2 separate regions of the Homo sapiens genome follow, and region 2 is linked to region 1. A link is a loop called in an ENCODE intact Hi-C map of the cell type or tissue named here. Cell type or tissue: GM12878. All regions are shown on one strand. Region 1 overlaps AUTS2 (activator of transcription and developmental regulator AUTS2). Region 2 overlaps AUTS2 (activator of transcription and developmental regulator AUTS2).

Region 1 (8,000 bases):
TCAAATCATGGTAAATGCTTTCATTAGATAATTTAGCTTATGCCCTTTTTCCTACTTTTATGTTTCCCTGTTGTTACTAGCCCTAGATACTTAAAAAAATTTTTTTTGGAAAGGACTGTGTGTTTTTAGATATGGGGATTGTATTCTGTGCTTTAGTGGGGCACAGAAGGAGACTGTCTGGTTAAGGCAAGAGATTGTGGTGCTAAAAAAGGAAATTTGGCAGGCCTGTTCCTGGTACTTTTAGTAAGTAAAGAAAGAGAATGACAGGCTGGCTGGGGATTGTATTAAAGGGAGCCCTGATCCTCATATGACCTTATTCCCTGAACCTAGAAAGATGGTCTGCCTATGTGGCAGTTATTCTATGGCGCTAAAGACAGTTTTGTTCTGCTTTCTGCCATGTATATTTAGGGGCCTAACGGAGAGATAGAAACCTGTTAAGGAATAATCATGGATGTTCAGGCCTATTGCTTCCTTCACTTATCCAGAAGCCAGCCTCACCAATGTCCATGGGCAAGTTTGTGTTCACACAAGTTGCTTGTAACAAGAGGGAAGATTCTCATTAAGAAGTTGGCCCTAAAATCAGGATAGAATCAGGCTATATTTGTGTTTCTGTCAATAGTCTGAATTCCTTATTGGTAGAAAGGTCTTATAATTATGGGGTAACTTTGCCAACTAATAGTACTGGGGTTTGATGTGGGTTACTTACATCAGAAGTCACATCAACTTTTTGACATTAGTTTCTATTCCACCATGTGCTCCAGGGAAAAGGAGATTGATGTGGACTATTAAGCCAAAAATGAGAATCTGTTATTGAAACCCAGAAGTCTGAAATAAGGGTTTAGTGATTGTTTTGTTTAGACACAAACTTTTCTTCATAGATGCTTTAACTTCCTAAGTGAGTTTATATATTTTTCTAAATATGTAATCTTTTAAAAATATTGCAAATATTTAATTTATGTATTTGCCATTTAACAGGTAAAACAGCACCAGGAAGTCTTGCTCCTGTTTTGCAAAGGCACATTTAGAGAGTGACAGAGGTTTCCCACTGTGTCTGGGACAAGCCTCCCAGTGTGTCTGGGACAAGCCTGAAAAGAGTGCCATTTTGTCTCCCTGACCATTTCACTGATTCTGTACTTGTTGTTTATGAAACTTCATTATGTAACAGACAAAAAAGCAATTTCATGAGCAATTCCTGGAATAGGCAAGTGGACAAAAATTTCTCAGGTACCTTCTCTGGAGGCTGTTTGTCTTCCATTCTGGCTGCCTCTCTTGAGAACTGGAGTGGCATAGTGGTTAAGACCAGGGGCTCTGGAGACTGCCTGGATCTGGGTGCTGGTCTGACTCTTGAGCTGTGGGACCTTAACTTCTCTGTGCTTACTGTCCTTACCTGTGAGATGGAGATGATTGGAGTCTCCACCATGTCAATGTATCAACACTTCTAAATTATTTAGAGCAGTGCCTGAGACATTGTAAACACTTAATATATGTTGGTTGTTATTGTAATTTTAATAATAATAGCTATTAAATTATTATTCTATGGCTGTCATGCCTGAGAGTTCATCACAGGGGCATGGGTGGGTGGGTAGGGAATAAGGGCTGAGAATCTAATCAGTTATTTTTAATTTATTGGGCAAAAATGAATCAAATAACCGTGGCAGGCATAATGAAATTGAGGTATTCAGTGTGTGGTGAGGATGAACTGTTTTATCACAGTTCCTCTGGTGTGGCCTGTGTGCTTTGATTGCAGGTCAGATGGCTAGGGAAAAGAGTAGTCAAGCTGAATGCTCTGTGGTGAGGCTGTGAGAGGGACAAGAAACGTGGGTCAGGACAGAAGGCGTACTGCAGGAACAGATTCCGAAGTGTGTGCACAGCATCCTATAATTTGGGCTCCTGTGTATTTTCTTTAGTTGGTTGCATTTGTTAATATGTTAGTCTGGTGTCTTTAACCCTGTGACTGACAGTTGACAATGGTGTAGCTCTTTAAAAGAGGTGAAACTGGTCTGACCACAGTTTACCCTTGATAGTGCTTTCACTTTGGCAACAAGACAGAGGGAGAAAGTCCCTGCTTCTCTGCTCTGGGAATCTTACCAAATCAATAAGGAGTCTCTGGTAGCACTAACCTCTTTTAAATAGCCTAAGTGTGAGATCCTGACCTTTTTTTCTGTATGTGGCCTACTTCCTTGATGAGAAGCTGGCTTTTATATTAGAACTTTTTTAGACGTACATGAAACTTGAATCTTGCTATTTGTTTCCATTGTTGCTTTTAAAAAATAATTTTACAAATTTATTCTAATAATATACTAACGTATTTTGTCTCCAGGACTAGTGAAACTTTTTAAGATTTTTAACAGATTCATCTAGACACCTAAATCTCTCTAGGACTTGATCCTTCTCCACCCAGCAGAATACTGTACTGTGCTGTGATCATTTCTCAGGGTGGTTTTGGCTGAGGGTTTTTTTTTTTTTTTTTTTTTGAGATGGAGTCTTGCTCTGTATCCCAGGCTGGAGTGCAGTGGTGTGGTCTCATCTCTGCAACCTCTGCCTCCCGGGTTCAAGACATTCACCTGCCTTAGCCTCCCAAGAAACTGGGATTACAGGTGTGCGCCACCACACCTGGCTAATTTTTGTATTTTTAGTGGAGACGGGGTTTCTCTATGCTGGCCAGGTTGGTCTCGAACTCCTGACCTCAGGTGGTCCTCCTGTCTTGGCCTCCCACAGTGCTGGGATTACAGGTGTGAGCCACTGTGTCCGGCCTTGGCTGAGGTTTGACTCTTTGCACCCACAGTCCCATGATGTGTGTACTTGTATGTATATATATTCACATCTGAGGACTGACATCATTTCGCAGACCGGGAAACTAAGTGTGAGGAGTACATTTTAAAATAATTTTTACATTATATATTGGCAGATCATCCATGTGCTTGTAGAAGGTATTATATTGGTAAGCTGCAGGTAGACAGGAAGACTGAAAGAGAAGGTAGAACCTGCTTGGATCCCAGTCTGTGCATACCTAAGGAGTTGAGTTGGCAATTCCTGAACCAAAGGTTCTGGTGTTCAGAAATATCTCCAGTTATTCAGAAGGATGGCATGACATTCTAAAAATAAGAAATTATTTGTAGTCACATCAGTGTGTAATATACCTTACAGAATATTAGAAGGGAGATGAAGCATTTGGGGATTCAAAGGAACTAGTTGTAGACCCTTAGGTATGGCCCTGAGACTACCTAGGGTGGCTTTTGTAGCAATCTAAACCTGTATCCTGGGATGTTAGCATCTCTGAACAAACCTTTTCTCTCCCCTCCATTGAGATCACTTTCTTTAAAGTCTTTATGCATTTAGAGAGTTGCTGAGGCAAGGCCATGTCCTGGTTTGCTCTTTTTAAAATGCAGATGTTTCTAGAAATGACTATAAACTGAGTCCTGAGCCACCTCTTGTAACTTTTCAGGTCTTGGTCTGGGGGAAGATAAAGAAATGGAGGTCTTATGCTTCACAATTTGGTTTAAGTCAACTATGGCAAGGTATCTTGACTTAAATAAGTGTGACTTAAGTAAGTCTGACAATTTAAATATTAGAATGGTAAGACATTTTTGTGCCTCTATAGCCATATGTCCATCTTGGGGAGGAAAAACTGAAAATAAACGATGATTACTTTTCAGTATTCTGTGGAAATCTTACTTCTCTTTTTAGTTAATTTTTCAGTGGATAGGCTCCCTACCTGCCAGCCCTAAATTCTTATTTATTCCTGAAACTCTGGTTTTTTTCTTTTTTCTTTTTTTTTTTTAAAGTATTCTGAAACTGTTTTCTGACCATGCTTCATATATTGAAGTAGATTTTTTTCACAGAAGGGTAAAGGAAGTGCATTATGTTTCATATGTAGATGCTTTTCAAGAACACACAGCTTCTCATCATTCATTTTAACAGTGGACAATTTTGGTGCCTGTTTATGGAGATTCCTTGGGAATTATCAGCTGATAGAAAATTTCTGAAGAGAGATAGAAAATCTAATCTATTTGGATGTCTTGTTAAATGGAGCTTTTTGAGTATAAGGGTTTCTGAAGAAATATAGGCTGTCAGAGCTGATAGAGTTTAGAGAGTCTCTGTGTACCATTCTTTATAAATAAAGACAGCCAAAAGCCCAGAGAAGTGAGGTGCTTGATGTTAAGATTTAGTTAGTGGCCCCCTACTGGTCTCTGAGCTGCCCATCACTCTACCTTGACTAATAGTGATAACTGATGTTTCTGGCAACAAATCCAAGGTACAAGTTTTCCAGGGTCTTCAAAGGAAAGCTACATTATATTAAAGTTCATGCTGAATATCTTTTATTGTGTTCTGATAGTTTGAAAATTGGTTATTTTTGTACTGTTGTAAAACTATAGTGCTTAACTGGAAACCCCAGCATTAACCCAGCCTTTGCCAGCGTTTCCCTTCTATAGGATGAGAAAGTTGTTGAAGAGTGAGGAAAAAAGATGGTATCTTGTCCTTAACAAAAGGTCTACGTGGATGAAAGGAGAAACTGACACTTATTGTTAGGGAAATGGTAATGCTTACATGATGATCTAATCTGGGTTTGAGTTTCGTTTTTGAAGTCACCAGTTTTTATTTTGGTGTTTTTCAGATATTCTTATAGCCTTCCTGGGGAGATTTATTTTTTGGAGACATCGCTCACATTGTTTACTCCTCTAGGTTAAATGTACTAGGCCATCTGTTGTTAATTTTGTAGTTGTATTAAATTCCATCCTTTGGCTGGATTTTAAGCACCAAAAGCAAACTTAGACAGAAGCAGGAGCATTTGCAAATTACATAGCTTTGAGCCTAAATGGTGGTTTTTATAAGTGCAGTTTTCAAATGGGCTGAGATTCTATTTTGAGTTTTGGGATCAGTAATTTAAACACAGGGACCTCTACGAGTTCTCTGGAAAAGCCCATTTTGAGACCCTGAACAGTTGTTATGCCAAAGCAAGCTCTTGGGGTAAGGTTGGCAGTGATGCTGCTGATAAATTACTTTTAAGATGCTTGGGGCTGAAGGACAATGATTTTGTAATAGTGTTTTAAGTTCTCAGGCTGACCTATGAAATCTGGAAGTGCTCATCTGAAAGGCCAGTATTCTTTCTGACAGGCACAGGAAAAACTCGTCCCCTGCTTGATCCTCATGCAAGCATTTCTTGGAGGAAGCCAGGCCTGTGGGTCTTGGGGGCCAGAACAGAGACACTGAGAGCAACACTACTGGCATTTTGAATTTCTGCTGAGGCTGCAAAAACATTTCAAGGGAAATCTGAAGTTATCCCTTCACTGTCTACAGCCTCTTGAATTGACTTCTGGGTGTTACAGATGGGACCAGCGTGTGTAAAAGCAGAATTTATATTCTATTTGGATATCAGAATCAAGTTTCTCTTTTTAAAATAATTTTATGGTAAGTCGTGGTTTCTCTGATATGATTTCTGTTGTGAGCGGAACAAAAATCATGGCGAAATGGTGTTATTACTTAACCAAATTGCCTCGTGTACAGACAGGCTGAACTGGTGCTTTGCCTAGAGTTGGCCTGGAGTTTTCAGAAACTCAATTGTGGCCTTTATAAGGCTGTGCCTGGGGTTGTATTTCCAATCTCTCTCAACTTTTGTTCTTGTGGAAGGGAGGAAGTAGAGCTGTGACAGATATATTGCCAGATAGCACACAATAGCACACAAAACGAGAAAGACACGGCGTGAGCCATTCATGGAGACAGATTTACGCTCTGTGCTGCCCTCAAACCATAGATCCATCTATTTCAGAGAAACAACTTGCCCACTGTATTATATTTCAGACAGGGACATGGCTTAGAAGAGAGATGCTGACTCCTTCTGTTTAGCTTTTGCCGATAATGCTGCACGTTTTGCTGTAGAATTACTTTTGTGGGGATGGGAAAGTATGTTTGGCAAAGGAAGGCCTGTCTCTAGATTGGAAGTGGAAGAAGGGAGATATCAGGAGAGTAATTGGCCATGCTGTCGCCATAGTGAAGTATATGTGTATATTTTTGCTGGGTTTTGTTTCCAGCCAACTATATTATCAGGTGTTGGATTTTTTAAACTTACTTCACAATAAGAAAAACAAAGCTAGAGAGATTGTGACTGGCCAAGGCCAGAATGTTTGGCATTCGTAGTTTCTCTTTAGTTCTCTCTGTAGGACCATTTCCTGGAGTTACAGAAGAATTGACCAGTGTGTCAGTGTCTTTCATGTACATTAATGGGCGATAGTATTGGTAGTGGTTAATATAATAGCATGGGTTCTGGAACCAGTCTGCCAGGATTTACATTCAGGCTCAACAATGCCTTAGCTACATGCCTCAGTTATCTTACCTATAAAATGGGGATTCCAGGTCTTACCTTATAAGGCAGCTCTGAGAATTGTTTAGTTAATATTGAGGCAGTTATAACTAAGTGTTCAGTAAACTTAGCTATTGCATTTTAAAATTTGTGTTGATTTTATGGAAATAAATGATGATGTGTGATACCTGGTAGATTGTTCGGCAGACATTTCAAATGTAAAAAAATAACTCTGTCTGCATTGAAATCTTTCTAGATTGATAGTTTTAAATAATGAAAAAAATACTTCTGGGAATGATCTACATTTGGAAGAAATCAGGAAAGAGAAGACTGTGTGTACTTTTGCATTTCTATGTTTTGGGCTTGTAAGATATGTGATTGTATATTTCATGTCAGTAATAATTTATTTTGGGGAGTAGAAGCAAATGTCAGTTACATACATCATCTATGGAATAGATTTTTAGTTTTATTTATTTTAACTGGATGAAATGGTTGAGTGTTGCCTTACTTGGTTGAATTTAGACATTTGAGAAAATTTTTTTTTAACTTTTGTGACACACAAGGACCTTTGAATGAAATCAGTCCCCTTTTCTTCCTTTAAAAAAACTTATAAGAATTACCATTTCTTGACTAAACAGTTGTTTTCTTTTAACATTATATACTTGTCTCTACATAGATACTACATTTTTTAGTTAGATGTGTTTTGGAAGAGCATTGACTTTTTTTCCTGTTACATTGGAAAAATTTAATGGCACGTGTATGTTATTCTTATCATGAAGTGGGTTTAGGCATGCTGCCTTATACTAAATAGAAATCCTATAGTAGTTGTTTTTCAGAAGTAATCCATTGATTCAAGTCATTCATTGATTCATTTATGAATACTTAAGTATGGTTACATAGGTAGGGATTGTCAGAATTGGCTTTTGAGCATTTTGTTTAGCAGTTATAATCCAGGTGGCAAATATACTGTCTGATTCAATTACTTGCATGAAATCACTTTAAACAGCTACTTAAGATGAGTTGTCCCTAGGCCTGTCTTTATCTACTTATTGTGCATGTGTGCTAGCATACACGCATTATCATTGTTGTTTTTTATTGTGTTAAAAAAATATTACAAAGTGTACCATCTTAACCATTTTAAAGTGTAGATACTTCAGTAGTGTTAAGTATAGTCATTTCATTGTGAAACAGAGCTCCAGAAATTTTTCATCTTGTGAATATGAAACTCTATACCCCTTAAACAACAACTCCCCTCCCTTGTTCCCTCCAGCCCCTGGTAAGCACCATTCTCATTTCTCTTTCTATGAATCTGAGTATTTTATTTTATTTTTTATTTTTTGAGACGGGCTCTCTGTGTTGCTCAGGCTGGAGTGCAGTGGTATGGTTTCGGCTCACTGCAGCATCCATCCCCCAGGTTCAAGTGATTCTCCTGCCTCACCCTCCTGAGTAGCTGGGATTACGGGCTCGCGCCACCATACCCAGCTAATTTTTGTATTTTTAGTAGAGACAGGGTTTCACCATATTGGCCAGGCTGGCCTTGAACTCCTGACCTCAAGTAATCCGCCAGCCTCAGCCTCCCAAAGTGCTGGGATTACAGGCATGAACCACCACACCCAGCTGAATTTGAGTATTTTAGATACCTCATCTAAATGGAATTACATAGTATTTGTCTTTTTGTGACTGACTTATTTCACTTAGCACA
Region 2 (8,000 bases), 62 kb after region 1:
TAATTCAGTAGTTCTGGAATAGGTTGCAGGAATCTGACTCTTAACGATCAAGCACATTTGATATTCAGACAACTCTATTGCATCCTCCAGAAGCTCCAGGATTCTGTATATAATTTGTAGGATATACTTGCCTCTTCTATGTCAAGTCTCTTACCCAGTCTGATTATGTGAGATGTCTTAAACAGAGCGTTTTTTCATAAACCTTTATGTAGGATAATACTACTCCTAAAACACTTTATTACATAGTTTTTGGATTGGTAATGGCAAAAGAATGAGAAAGCACCTGAGGAGGCACCATTGTGAGTGATGAAACTGGGGTATCAGACCTGGTTATGAAAGGAGATGATAACCCTTGTACTGTTTTCAGACAGTTGCAGAGTTATCCTATGAAGGAGGAACCATAATTCTGGTGGCCCTGCAGAGCAGACCGGGGACTGATGAATGGATGCTGTGGGGGCTGAACATAAAGAGAACAGGTTTAACAGAAGGGACCAACATCCTTTGAGAGATACTACTTTTTACCTTCTAATTATTTAACCCATGAAACTATTATTTTCTCCCAAAGACACCTGTTTTTAGACTATCAGTTAATAAAAAGAATGGGGCTACTTAGGTGGAAGCTGGCTGAGGGGCACAAACAGATTAAGCCCCTTTTCTCCCCAGAGCTAGCAAGCAGTACCCTTAGCCAGAAGCCTTGGGCTCCATAGAAGTGGCCACAAACACAACTAGAGTATGGTGAGTTCTGTTCAGTGGAGGTGGCCGCACAGCCCCCTGACAAGGAGTCTTGTGAGCTCCGTAAGGGCTGGCCCTTATCTGATTTGCTGCTGTAGACAGCCAGTGCAGGGGACTAGCACAGAGGGCAGAGCTTAGTGAAATGTCTGTCAATGAAAGCTGTGGAGGACATTTGTATCTCACATTCAGTGCTGAATGAGATTTAAAAGTCCTTTCTAACATAAAAAGTCTGTGATCTCTGCTTCCAAGATTAATTCTTAGGTCTCAGTATGGATGGCCCAAGGATATAAGCTTTGTGTCTGCAGGGACTTTGTTTCCTATAGTGCTGGATTTCCAGTACGTAGACTAGCACCTGACATTAGTGGGCACTCAGTGAATATTTGTTGAATACATGCATTTGTTGAAAAAAGTGAAAATTGTTTAAAGTGGTACTTTGTGAACCTTTTTTTCTCTTTTTTCTGTCATCCTGGAGACTTCTCATTTAACCCCCAGTCTGTCTCGTGATCCATGCCCCATCCTTCCTTCATGCCTCACACCACCTCCTTCTCAATCTATACTTGGCAAAGAGGAATAAAGACGCTAAGGATATTGTGGTAAACCAAAGTCATCTCAGAAACACAGTGAAATTCCCTAGGCATCTGAATTGGGAAACCTATTGGCTGATTTGCTTTGACTTGGGTATTTCCTGTGATTTTCAGCCGGGATGTGCTCCTGTGCTCAGAAGTGAGGATCTGTTGTAGGTTTATGGCCTAGATTAATTGGGATATTTTGTGAAGTCTCTGAAGTGTTATCACTTCATCTTTATCCTTGCCTGCTATTCCTCATGAAAAGCATTTGAATTATTTTAGAGAAGATATAAATTTGCTTGTGTTATCCAGTGTCAGCTTAAAGCTGATTAGCATTTTGCATCACCTTTGCAACTCATAAATCATCCACTTACCCTCTCAGTAAGCAGGCTGTAAGTCAGCATGGAAGCACCTGCTGCAGCTTCTTGTCCTGTGATTTAGAGGACACTCCAGATTCTCTGCAGACCCTTCTGTGGTGTTATTCTCTGGTAAGGCTTCACCTATATGGGAAATGAGTAAAGACTTTTGGTGACTTTTTTTTCCCTAGGGAGTTCTTAAGGGTTACCCTGGACGAGAGACTTCTCAGAAATATAGTCTTTAATAAACCTGGTCCAGGCACAGGTTTGGTTCATTTGGCATATTTGTTGTTTTAAAAATTTTGGAGGTACTTTTCAACATTTAAAGTCCAGGACATTTCACATTTAAAAAAATCCAGATTTAGGGTTATTCCGGGAAAATCAGAACACCTGGCAGTGTCAGGCCATGCTGCATGCCTGGCTTCATTTGTTATTGAGAGCAGGAGTGCTCTAGGAAAGGGGTACAGATTTTCCATTTTGCTGTAGACTCTACCCCTCTCAGTTTTTCCATGGGAGTCAACTTTACTCAAAGTCCTGCACTGTAGATGCTTGAATTGGTGACATCCTTCTATGTTGTGCGAGTGTATAGATTGTTTTTTTTGTTTCTTTTTTGAGTAATATCAACCATTTAACTCAATTGAATAATAACAAGAGGCTAACATTTATCAAATGCTATTAATGTACCAAGTACTGTGCTAAGTGCTTGTAATATGTTTGTTTATATATTCTTTACAATTATCCTAATTGTATAGATGAGGAAGAAATTGAGGCAAAGAGAGGTTAGATAACTTGCTCAAGGCCACCTAGCTAGTAAAAGTCGGGCAGAGTCACTGTGGTGTCCTCAGAAGCAAGTCCCTGCTTGGGCTAGCATTTTTGCCTAGTCCGGGTTATCTCCAGAACCTGGTCTGCTCCTCATTCCCATATCCCATTAGGAACAGTGGGCATCAGTTGCAAAAGTAGATGACAGTAACACACTCCCTAAGTCCCCAGTCTGCTCCTGGGAGGAGCAGCCTGCCTTGTTCATGGCAGTCATAGCCACAGGGGGATGTTTGAAAGACAGCCCCTTATACAGTGTCTATTGATTTTCTTCACCCTCTTGTTTTGCTCATCCATCCTGTTGTTCTAGGATGCTTATTTGTCATGCATAAAAGCCTTGTTACAGTGAACCCAAACAAGTCATTGACATTTAAAATTAAATTGCAACAGGTATTGTCAATAGCTAAACTGCTCATTGACAGTGCATTGCTAATTGCATTGAGAGAACATCCTAACTGGGTATATTCTGCCAAATCAAATCGGAAACATTGGCTGTCTACCAGCAAATTCATTTTGACTTGCACAGAGTTTGGGGATCCACAGATCCCTCACCAATCTCAAAATACTGTGTTTATGGAAACGCTAATTATTATTTTTTTTTTTGCTGAGGTTCTTTGCAGAGAAGGGGAATTCTGATCATCTTCACTGACTGCTAAGCCAGGAGTCAGAAACTGTGCCTTTGGAAGGGAGAGAACTACAGATTTGGGGTGGAGTAAAGTTCAATGCAAGGGGGTCATTTGGGGAGGTGGGCCATCAGGTTCTTTATCTGTAAATCTAAGCCATATCCTTGGATCCATTTTTTTTTTCCTTCTCTCCTTTTTCATCCCCTTCTCTCTCTTCTATAGGTACATGGGAGGGGGACAAGGGTGGAGACACTTAATTTTTATTAAGCACTGTTCGTGGTATTTTATGTGAATTAATTTGTTTACTTCCCACAATGACCCTGGGGAGCAGATATGCTATCAGGTAAAAAAACTAAGGCACAGAGAGGGTAAAACTCTTCGAAAGAGTCTTGTGGTTAGTCAGCTTCTGTGAGAGTGAGAGTGGGCTGCCCTGAGGCCATCTGTTCCCTCTCCCCAGCTGATATTTTTGTGCTCTCAGGGTAAACATTTAAGCCTGTGAGTTAAACTCAGCCTTGGACTAGCTGAGTTCCTCTGGAGGCCTTGCAAGTAGCAGTTTGGTTGGCAGGGCAATTAAGTATGCTAGGTGCACTGTGCTGAACCCCAGGAGGGAGGGAAGGAATGGAATCTAGTCTTTGCTTGCGTTATACATGCTTATTGGTTTGTGGCAGGCGTGATTGATGCCAGAATCAAAATGACTTAAAGCAGCTTCCCTTGAGAAGCACTACTCTAACGGTTTTTTTTCCTCTTTGTTGCCCTAGGTCCCTTGTGAATAGGATTTAGCTCTGATTCAGCTGCTGCTGTTCTTTTGGTAATCAGTGTGGAGGAAGGAGATGAGGGCTGCTATTAATGGCTTCTTATTTTGCATTCTCCTAATCAGATATCCTGCAGTTATTAGTGTGAATGCAAGATGTTCGGTGGTGTCCCTGGGTGGTTTTCTTAGGTGTACTGGACTGTTAGCTTTCTAAGATGGAATGTTTTATTAGGTTCTGGCCTAGGGGGTTGGTTAGATGGGTGGAGGTTGTTAAAAAGCACTAAAGAAAAGGAATAGGATATAAAACCAATCTTCAGGGGGTGGGAATAACAACCCACCACCTTCACTTCCCTCCCCTCCTGCCCTGAAAACCTTATCTTGCTAATACCCTTCAGATATTAAAAGTGAAATAACAGAGCTATTTACTAGGCAGCTAAATGCAAATTCTCTCCCCCATTAGTTTTAATTAGGATGAAATCATACATTTAAATAACCACTTCTATTACTAATAACTGAACTTCTGATTCACTCTGAACCCAGGCAAATGCCTCTTCTGGTATGAATGGCCCACCTCTGAGTCATTCCGCACCTGCATATTGACACAGCCAGGCTCCTGATGTGGGTACACACATCTGGGATTTAAGGGCATGACTGGCATGTTGAATCTTGGGTATAAAGCTTTCTGCACTATACCCTGGGGACAAACAGGATAGCTCAACTGGAGAATAAAGAGCTTGCAAGCTCAAAAGAAAACAACAACCAAAAATACCTCAACCAAATTCTGCTCTTGCTTCTATCCTACTGTTTCTTTAGGTGTTTAAAGGGCTGTAGTTTTAAAAATCTCCCACCCACCTCATCTTTTTAAGTAAATGTCACAACAGTACTATGTCAATACAGTTGAAAATAAGTATTTGAGTTGAAAGAATTGGCTCTTTGAGGCTTTAACTATCAGATTTGTGCTAATTCTTTACTGTTTCCTTGACATAGTATATGCAGTCTGTGCTAAGAGAGTATGGATGTTGTCGTCGGTGTATAGAATGGTGGCTGTTGTAAACTTCTGTATGTTGGGGAAGGATTGAACCTGCTGTCTGGAGAATTAGAAACCAGCAGCTTGACTTAAATCCCTCAGTGTCACAACCAGCTAATGAAGGAGAGGACTGCTAAACTCCCAGTGGTCTTTGTGGCTACGAGGACTTACTCAAGTTTGAGACTATCTTTAGTGGGCCAATGACGTAGGAACACAATCAGCAGAGGACATGTAGTTTACAGCAGCCTGTAATGTGCCAGAGACATGACTAGCTGCCTCTTTGGCCCTGGGGAAGTGTGTCTGGCCCTGCTTGCATCCTCTGTGAGTGGGAATTGTGCCAGACACCAGCTAGACATGACCAGCTGCTTCTTCGATGTTCTGTGGACATGATTGGCTGTAGCTTTTGATCAGGACAGTGTTCCTAATGAAGTGTGACCAGCGTCATTTAGACAGGAAAGAATGACAGCTGATGTGCAAGAATTTTTCTTGATTGGCAGCATTTGGAACTAGTAACCAGAGAAGGTAGGTGGGGGGAGGAGAAGCCAGCTCTGATTGACAAGAGCTTATCTTTATTTAATCTACTTCTGAGGCACTGAAGTTGAAATCTTAGGCAAGTGAAAGAAAGGAAGACACAATTGTGAAACATAATTAAAGATTCTTGACAAAAACATACTTAAATCAGAAATGTCTTTTTTTTTTCTTTTTTGAGATGGAGGTTTGCTCTTGTTGCCCAGGCTGGAGTGCAATGGTGTGATCTTGGCTCACTGCAACCTCCACCTCCCGGGTTCAAGGAATTCTCCTGCCTCAGCCTCCCAAGGAGCTGGGATTACAGGCGCCTGCCACCATGCCTGGCTAATTTTTTTGTATTTTTAATAGAGACGGACTTTCACCATGTTAGGCTGGTCTCAAACCCCTGACCTTAGGTAATCTGCCCGCCTCGGCCTCCCAAGGTGCTGGGATTATAGGCATGAGCCACTGCGCCCGGCCAGAAATGTCTTTCAATAGGAGAGCAATGCAGAGTTTAGGTGTGAGGTTATCACTGCTCCTTCGGCTATGAGAAAGAGCTTTTGCCCAGGGATTGTTAATTTTTAGGCAAAATTTAAAGTGGCGATGGGCTTGGATAGTTCTAGCAATAAAAAAAGTTCTGCTTCTAGTTACCATCTTGTTGACTTTCCAACCTACTTGGAAAGATTTCCTTTGGAGAGGCCAAAAACAAGTGCTGTGTATGGAGTGTGGCCTGTGGTGGTAATTTCTCATCAACTCTTGATCCACTGAGGATTTAAATCTTAAGTCTTCATGTGCTTTGAGAAAAGATGACAAGCGGAAATAGTATGTTTGTTTCCTAAGGACACACATGTGATTTCTGAGAGCTGATTGTATGCAATGTGGTGGTATTCTTTTGCAAATAGGCTTGGGAACTTGGCATCCTGGATTCGAATCTGGGCACCACCATTTTCCAGCTCATTCCTTCTTATTCAACTCCACCCCACCTCGAACCCCGATTTGGTTTTAAAGATTCACATACTATTGTTTTAGTAATTACCCTTGAAATAAAGTCACATATACTTTTAAGTCTAAAGTTAATCCAGGACAGGTGCGGTGGCTCACACCCATAATCCCAGTACTTTGGGAGGCCAAGTTGGGCGGATTGCTTGAGCCCAGGAGTTCGAGACCAGCCTGGGCAATGTGGCGAAACCCTGCCTCTACTAAAAATAAAAAAATTAGCTGGGTGTGGTGGCATGCACCTGTATTCCTAGCTACTTGGGAGGCTGAGGCAGGAGGATGGATTGAGCCTGGAAGGCAGAGGTTGCAGTGAGCCATGATGGCACCACTGTACTCCAGCCTGAGCAGCAGAGCAAAACCCTGTCTTAAAAAAAAAAAAAAATCCATAGCCTAACCACCTTGGATAATACAAGTGACTACCCTATATCTGATCATACTGCCACCCCAACCTAAATCCAGTATTTGTTTTGCCTTTTTTTTTTTTGAGACAGGGCCTCCCTCTGTCACTCAGGTTGAAGTTCAGTGGTGCGATATTGGCTCACTGCAGCCTCAACTTCACAGGCTTAAGTGATCCTCCCCACTTAGCCTCCTAAGTATTAGGCATGAAGCACCACGCTTGGCTAATTTAAAAAATTTCTATTTTTGTAGAGACAGGGTCTCCCTATGTTGCCCAGGCTGGTGTTGAATTCCTGGGCTAAAGTGATCCTTTCCACCTCAGCCTCTGAAAGTGCTGGGATTATAGGCATAAGCCACTGGTGCCCAGCCTATTTTACCTTTTTTTTTTTTTTTTTTTGAGGGGGGAGGGCAGATGGTCTTTTAGATTTACCTATGTATTTGACAATTTGTTTGTTCATATTTCTTTCTTGTGTCTCAGACCTTCCTTCAGGTTTGACTTTTCTTTAGAATTTCCTTGAGCGAGTGCCTATTGGTAGTAAATGCTCTTTTTTGTTTATCATAGATGTCTTTCTTTTGCCCTTCATCTCAAAAGGTAGTTAGCTGGATACACAGTTCTAGGGGGAAAGATTTTCTTCTCTTTGAGTCTTGTAGGTTTGTTGTGAAGATTACCTGGGTTCATATCTAAAGCCCTTAGCACTATGCTTGGCATGTTTGCTCTGTAAATAACAGTGGCTGTTACATTCTCAGAAAAATACTGGAACAGTTGGAGGCAATGCAGGCTTGGTTGGGATGTCCATACTTTGACTAACTTTTTACATTATTTTCTTAAAACTTTGATTTCATTGAGATTGGGGTGGGAGTACATTTAAGCATCAAAACTAACTTTGAAGATAGATTTGATTGAACTGTGAGTTCTATCACTCGCTAGTTGTATATACCTTTGGTAGATTATCTTACCTGTCCTAAGAATCAGTTTCTTCATCTATACAGTGATCATTGTAATACTTCCTATTTCTCTGAGTTGCTGGGAAGGTTGCATGAGAACACATTTAAAGCTCTTCTCCAAGCCTCACATAGTAGGTGGCTAGTTGTGGTAATTATTTGTTGCCTGTAAACCACTTTTATGACTTTTATGTAGAGATGTTACCAACTTGTCTTTTTTATTGTTGTTGTTCTAGCTATTCTGTTTTTATTTGCTCTTCCCCAGATCCACAGAAAAGATGGGGTATC

The links. Peaks named below come from ENCODE experiments on the same cell type or tissue, not always from the same donor. Only the 100,000 strongest peaks of a DNase experiment are listed, where the experiment ranks them.
Region 2: it touches region 1 in a loop (2.3-fold over the local background); 3 of 110 quality-filtered maps call a loop at or near these places.

The regions. Positions count from the first base shown.
Region 1 is chr7:69,673,053-69,681,052 of GRCh38, forward strand. All of the region lies in intron 1 of AUTS2 (activator of transcription and developmental regulator AUTS2), which reads left to right. Among named protein-coding and RNA genes, the nearest start is that of AUTS2, 79 kb to the left of the region's middle. In GM12878, a CTCF peak has its summit at 4,183 (motif pointing left); a DNase peak (open chromatin) is centred at 1,995; H3K27ac peaks cover 4,078 bases.
Region 2 is chr7:69,734,964-69,742,963 of GRCh38, forward strand. All of the region lies in intron 1 of AUTS2 (activator of transcription and developmental regulator AUTS2), which reads left to right. Among named protein-coding and RNA genes, the nearest start is that of AUTS2, 140 kb to the left of the region's middle. In GM12878, no CTCF peak of the experiment used is centred here; DNase peaks (open chromatin) are centred at 3,568, 4,428 and 5,158; H3K4me3 peaks cover 1,118 bases; H3K27ac peaks cover 1,806 bases.